Regions from separate parts of the Homo sapiens genome. Here region 1 is linked to region 2. Evidence: read pairs that join two places in POLR2A ChIA-PET (ENCODE). Cell type or tissue: B cell. All regions are shown on one strand. Each heading gives the region's core, and the rest is flanking DNA. Links, peaks and the distances in the headings are about the cores only. Region 1 overlaps AP3M1 (adaptor related protein complex 3 subunit mu 1). Region 2 overlaps ADK (adenosine kinase).

Region 1 (2,919 bases), core at 181-2,680, 59 kb before region 2:
TGGACATTTTAGTAGAAATTGCTAGAGGGAAGGAGCTCCTGGCGTACATTCTACTTGGATAGAAGAGAAGATAGCACAGGAGGAGAACTGGACAGTCCAGGTATAGATTGTTGAGATTAGGGATTCAGCAGAAAGCAAAGCAAATGTTCTCATTGTTCTTTTGAGGTACGAACTCTGAAGAGTCAAGACATTAAAAATAAAAAGCAATTGAACCGGGTAGCCAAACTTAGGCAAAAGGAATAAATATTTGGCAACATTTTGACTTTAACTGCCAATCTGAGATTAGTTTCTTCAGAAATTTGGAAGCTGCAAAACGTTGCCTTTCTTATTCCATGAAAGGCAGGGCAGGCAAAGGTAAGAAAACTGCTGAGTGGGCTCCTTGTACCAGCACCAACCAGCAGCCCTTGACAGCATAGATGGGATGAGTGTAAGGGCTATCCTTAGCATAAGGGAAAGACGGTTATAAGCTGAGAAGATTGAAAGAAGAATGGAGCCACAAAGAGAATAGCATAAATAACAAGAAGGAAACATGAAGAACAAGCACTTAAGATATTAACTTTCAGTCTTTCTCCATTTCTTGATGTCTAATGAGGCAAAATAACTGGGCAAGGACCACCAAGATGAAGAAGTTAAATAAAATGTCACAATGAAATTGAGTGCAATAATACAACTGTTGACTGACTTTCCAAAACCACGGTGATCGGTAGAGTATCATCAATGTTACCGAGGATTTTGTTTCTGCCTCATTATAACTCACTTCCATGTATTTTGTCAGTATAGTACGTATATTTAAGCACTCCAGTGACAATTATGACAATAGTTTCTGGAAGAAATCTATGACTATAGCTTTGGGAAGCACACAATATGAAAAGGGAATTTCCCCTAAAGACAAGGAATGCAGACAAATTCAAACCCTTAAGAACAACAACAAAAAAGATTTAAAAAGACTGATGACTGTGAGGCAGGCACATTTTCCTCCTTTTGCTGAACTGGGGCATGAGGCATTTAGGTTAACCATGGCTTAACTGGTGTTGGGTAAGCTTTATATTATAAAACATGAAGATGGCAAAGGTTTCACTTAAGTTTTTCTTTTACTACTTTAATTTGCTTAAAAGCACAAATGCTTGTGCTTGCAGTAACTTCCTAAAAGCAGAAGTAATGTTCCCTTTTACTACCTTAATAAAGCATTTGCCCCTTTGATACAAATGATTTTTTTACTGTGCTAACAGCTGAACCAGTGGCACAAAATTGAGATGGTATTTACTGCAGCAAGGTCCCTGTAAATCAAATTCTAAGCTTTACATAAAAATCTTATTTATAAAAAATACAATACCAAGTACAGTGAGAATGGAGCATGGAGCAGCAGTGCTCCCTGCCAGGGCCATGTGGAAGTGGCTTTTGCTACAGTGCTTGCTTAATGGCACAAGTGAAAAGCTGAATAAGGCAAACACTTGAAGAGGCAGTTTTCTGTAAACTTCTGGGGGTGGGGGGAATTTCCTCTCGGGACAGATACTGGTTTGGGATGGCTAAGATCAGAAGGTGTGATATTTGGCTGCACCTGACACATCACAGATTTAAGATAGCTTCTGCTGGATGAGACCAGTTAACTCTTTTAGGAGAGAGGTTATCACTACAGCTTTCTGCCTTTACTGTTACAATGTGCAGCCGCCAGATGGTATCCTCCTATGGAAAAAAATCACCTCCAAAATCTTCCTAAGTGAAAAGATACAAAATAAGCTAAGTCACTAAAAGGTTTCCTTAGCTTAAAGCTCCTTAAGAATCCTACATTGATAACTAAGTAACTTTGTTAGCGGTGTGTAGCTAGACACAAATGCTTTAACTAGAATATGTATTCCCACTCACTTGGTACCTAATAGTGATACATCGTAATGACACTTGGAAAACAAACTGGTCCTGAGGAATTTTGGCCTCTTCTCATGTCCTCACTTGGAACTTTCCAGCTTTCGTGACGTATTTGACTCCTTTAAATGGCTTATATTTCTCCCCATACATGTCCAAACGGTTTACTTTTAAGCCTGTATCAAAAAGAATGAAAAAGAATAAATTATCATCATCCCAACCAATATAATGTTAGCAATGAGCGCTATATGGTAAATCTGACATTAACCAGTGTCCCTTCCACCATTTGGAAGAAATGTCTCTTCTATCATTTACAAATTATTGCACTTTGATGGTATGGTTTTGGTTAAGATTCCCACACAGGCAGGGAATGTCTGTGAAGTATAATTCTACTTTCTGTGAATATGAATAACTCTCTTTTTGGTGCTTAAATGAGGGCGGAGGTGAGGGGAAGCTGTTTGAAATAAGGTGCTCTGAAAAATCATTTGGTCGGTGCCTGTGAGACTGCCCCACCAAGCACAGTATAAAAGGCAAATGGGCTACTGCTCTTTCTAGAGAAGGAAACTTTTGTTACTCTTCTAAATGCCTAATAAATGAGCTTGCAAAACTCAATTACCCTTAACTACAAGTCAACCTTATCCTTACCTGAAATAGCAAGCTGCTGGATCTTAAACTGTATGTTGAGGCTCGGATTCTCTTCTGGTTTGGGGGCTCCAGACTGTAAATTTACCAGTCCTTTAAGACTTGGGAGCTTTTGTGGAGTAATTTTTCCCACATCCCATGTTAGTACCTTAAAAAGACAAAAAATGAAAAACAAATAGAACCATTTATTAAAGACAAACCCTCAAAAACAAAGTTCAAAGATATCATAAACTTCTGTACAAACTGAAGTGCAGTCTCTTGAAAACAAGAGATCTGGCATCTACAGTGAGTTTACCTCTGATTAATTCTGTGACTTTGAATGGGGAGTGAGAGCAGAGAATCTACATTTGTTGAGCATTTTCTTTTGTATTAGCACCGTGCTTAGCATTATTCATATGTTGTCTCATTGAGGGCTGT
Region 2 (2,919 bases), core at 318-2,817:
ATAGCATTCAACTCTGAGGAATTCCTAAATAATGATTTTTTTTTGGGGGGGGTCTCTTTAGGAATTCCTAAATAATAATTTTAAATGAAAACTTTTCTTTTTTTTTAACTTAAGATCTTTGAATTTGGCTGGAGTTAGTATTTCATCATTTGTATTCTATTCTACTTAATTACTGATTAAGAGTCTAAATTTACAGCCTCTGAAACCAGATATCCTTGGGGAACAACTTATATCCTTTGTTATGTATATCAGATTCCTACTGGTCTTCATTTGGGAAATGATAGAACATATTTGATAAATTGATGCTTTTGTCATTTTAAATTGGCCCAATAGTTAAGTTGGCGCCTGAGTTAAGTTCAGGAGACAGAGGAAGATGCAGAATGTCAGGATTCAAAGAGGATCTTAGCATTTTACTTTTTTTCCTTTTCTATACTGGATCTTGTGTCCAAAGTAAAGTGAAATGTCCTACTTAGACCTAGTGGTAGAGCCTAAGATAGAATTTAGACCTTCTGACTCCTAATTTATGTATTTTTCACTGAGCAACACTATTTCAAAATTCCCCTCTGAATATTGCCTTGTTTTCCTAACATCAGTGTCTAGTCTGGTTTTGGGCATCGCTTACAGCTTGGGTTTGCGCCAGGGAAGACTAGGAAATGGAGTTGGGGAATATTTGTTGTAGAGCTAATGAGCCCTATTCTTTGGTCTGCCCAGATAGGTCAGGTTTGGTCTAAAACTATTCTGGGACTCTGGACATCACTGTGCCCTACATGATGATTCTGGAACCCACTTTTGTGGGTTAAGCCTACATTGGAAAATTTATGTGGGCAGTGGGTGGGGTCGTGGGGTATTTTCCTTCTAACACTCGAAACTTTTTGAGGTATGTCCAATAGAATCTGCCAAGCCACTCAGAACATTCATATGGAGACTAAAATCTGGCTAAGATTGAAACTGTCTTTGTTGAGTTGGTTTCTTTAGAGCCTTAAAGTTTTCAAACTCATTTTTACCTGTGTTTTTAAAATACGAATTGTAAATTCACATTACTGCACAATTTTTTTTATGCTGTGGGATGTTTTTAGAGAGGTAAGTGAGCTTTTAAACTAAAATTGTTTCATTTATGGAATATTTTGAAGAAGTAAAACAGAAATCTTTTTATTTATTTATTTATTTATTTATTTATTTATTTTTGAGACACAGTTATACTCTTATTGCCCAGGCTGGAGTGCAATGGCACAATATCTGCTCACTGCAACCTCCGCCTCCCGGGTTCAAGCAATTATCCTCTCTCAGCCTCCTGAGTAGCTGGAATTACAGGCACATGCCACCATGCCCGGCTAATTTTTGTATTTTTAGTAGAGATGGGGTTTCATCGTATTGGTCAGGCTGGCCTCGAACTTCTGACCTCAGGTGATTCTCCTGCCTTGGCCTCCCAAAGTGCTCACAGGCATGAGCTACCGTGCCGGCCAGGAATCTTTTATGTGCAACGTTGTCAGCTGTTAATGCTCCTATTTATGAATAGGTCACCTTTGTTTGAAAAAAGCGTACAAGGTTTTCTAACTCCAAATCTTTCCAGCCACAATATTGCTACGTTAAGCAGAACTGTCAAAGATAAAACTTGAACCAAAGTGATTTTCTAGACTGTTTGAATGTTAACCCTTTCCTGCAATATTGGTTAACAGTCACGTCTCCCTACCTCTTCATACCTCCTTGGTTTTATTTTATTATTTTTATTTTTTGAGGCACGGTCTTGCCCTGTTGCCCTTGCTGGAGTGTGGTGGCATGAACACAGTTCACTGCAACGTCAACCTCTGGGCTTAAGTGATCCTACCACCTCAGCCTCCTGAGCAGCTGGGAGTAGTCCCACTTGTAGTCCCTACAGTCCCACCTGTAGTCCTGTAGTCCCACCTTTGTATTTTTTGTAGAGATGGGGTTTAACCATATTGTCCAGGCTGGCTTTGAACTCCTGAGCTCAAGTGATCCACCTGCTTTGACCTCACAAAGTGCTGGGCCTCCCAAAATGCTGGGATTACAGGCATGAGCCGCTGTGCCCAGCCACATCCTTGGTTTTAAATTGTTATTTAAAAAATACTGTTGCTGGGCACGGTGGCACATGCCTATAATCTCAGCACTCCGGGAGGCCGAGGTGGGAGGATCACTTTGAGGCCAGGAGTTCAAGGCCAGCCTGGGCAATATGATAAAACCCCGTCTCTACAAAAAATACGAAAATTTGCAGGGTATGATGGTATTGTGCCTGTAGTCCCAGCTACTTCAGAAGCTGAGTCAGGAGGATCCCTTGATCCTGTAATGAAATATACTATTTTTTTTTTTTTGAGATGGAGTTTTGCTCTTGCTGCCCAGGCTGGAGTGCAGTGGCGCCATCTTGGCTCACCGCAACCTCCACTTCCCAGGTTCAAGCAATTCACCTGACACAGCCTCCCTAGTAGCTGGGATTACAAGCGTGTGCCACCACACCTGGCTGATTTTGCATTTTTAGTAGAGATGGGGTTTCTCCATGTTGGTCAGGCTGGTCTCGAACCCAGCCTCAGCTTACCCACCCACCTCGGCCTCCCAAAGTGCTGGGATTATAGGCACAAGCCACCACGCCTGGCCATGAAATATACTACTAATAAAATAAAATACTGTGATAAAACATAAATAAACATTTTTATTTTTTACTTTTTACTTTTTTAGCTGGCATTCTGGTCTGAGATTATTTTATTTTATTTTTATTTTATTCGAGACAGAGTCTCGCTCTGTCACCCAGGCTGGAGTGCAGTGGCACAATCTCAGCTCACCGCAACCTCCGCCTCCCGGATTCAAGCAATTCTCCCTGCCTCAGCCTCCCGAGTAGCTGGGATTACAGGTGCCCACCACCACGCCCTGCCAATTTTTGTATTTTTAGTAGAGACGGGGTTTCACAAT

What was found. ChIA-PET counts read pairs that join two places held together with the same protein. Peaks named below come from ENCODE experiments on the same cell type or tissue, not always from the same donor. Only the 100,000 strongest peaks of a DNase experiment are listed, where the experiment ranks them.
Region 1: POLR2A ChIA-PET joins it to region 2 with 7 read pairs; 8 of 35 experiments call an interaction of 5 or more read pairs at or near these places.

What each region holds. Positions count from the first base shown.
Region 1 is chr10:74,121,875-74,124,793 of GRCh38, forward strand. It overlaps AP3M1 (adaptor related protein complex 3 subunit mu 1), which reads right to left. Exons shown (of 9, transcript NM_012095.6): 8 at 2,506-2,650; 9 at 1-2,036. The coding sequence ends at 1,936. Among named protein-coding and RNA genes, the nearest start is that of AP3M1, 27 kb to the right of the region's middle. In B cell, for the core only: no CTCF peak of the experiment used is centred there; no DNase peak of the experiment used is centred there; H3K27ac peaks cover 691 bases.
Region 2 is chr10:74,181,201-74,184,119 of GRCh38, forward strand. The region is part of intron 1 of ADK (adenosine kinase); the gene reads left to right. Among named protein-coding and RNA genes, the nearest start is that of ADK, 31 kb to the left of the region's middle. In B cell, for the core only: no CTCF peak of the experiment used is centred there; no DNase peak of the experiment used is centred there; H3K27ac peaks cover 674 bases.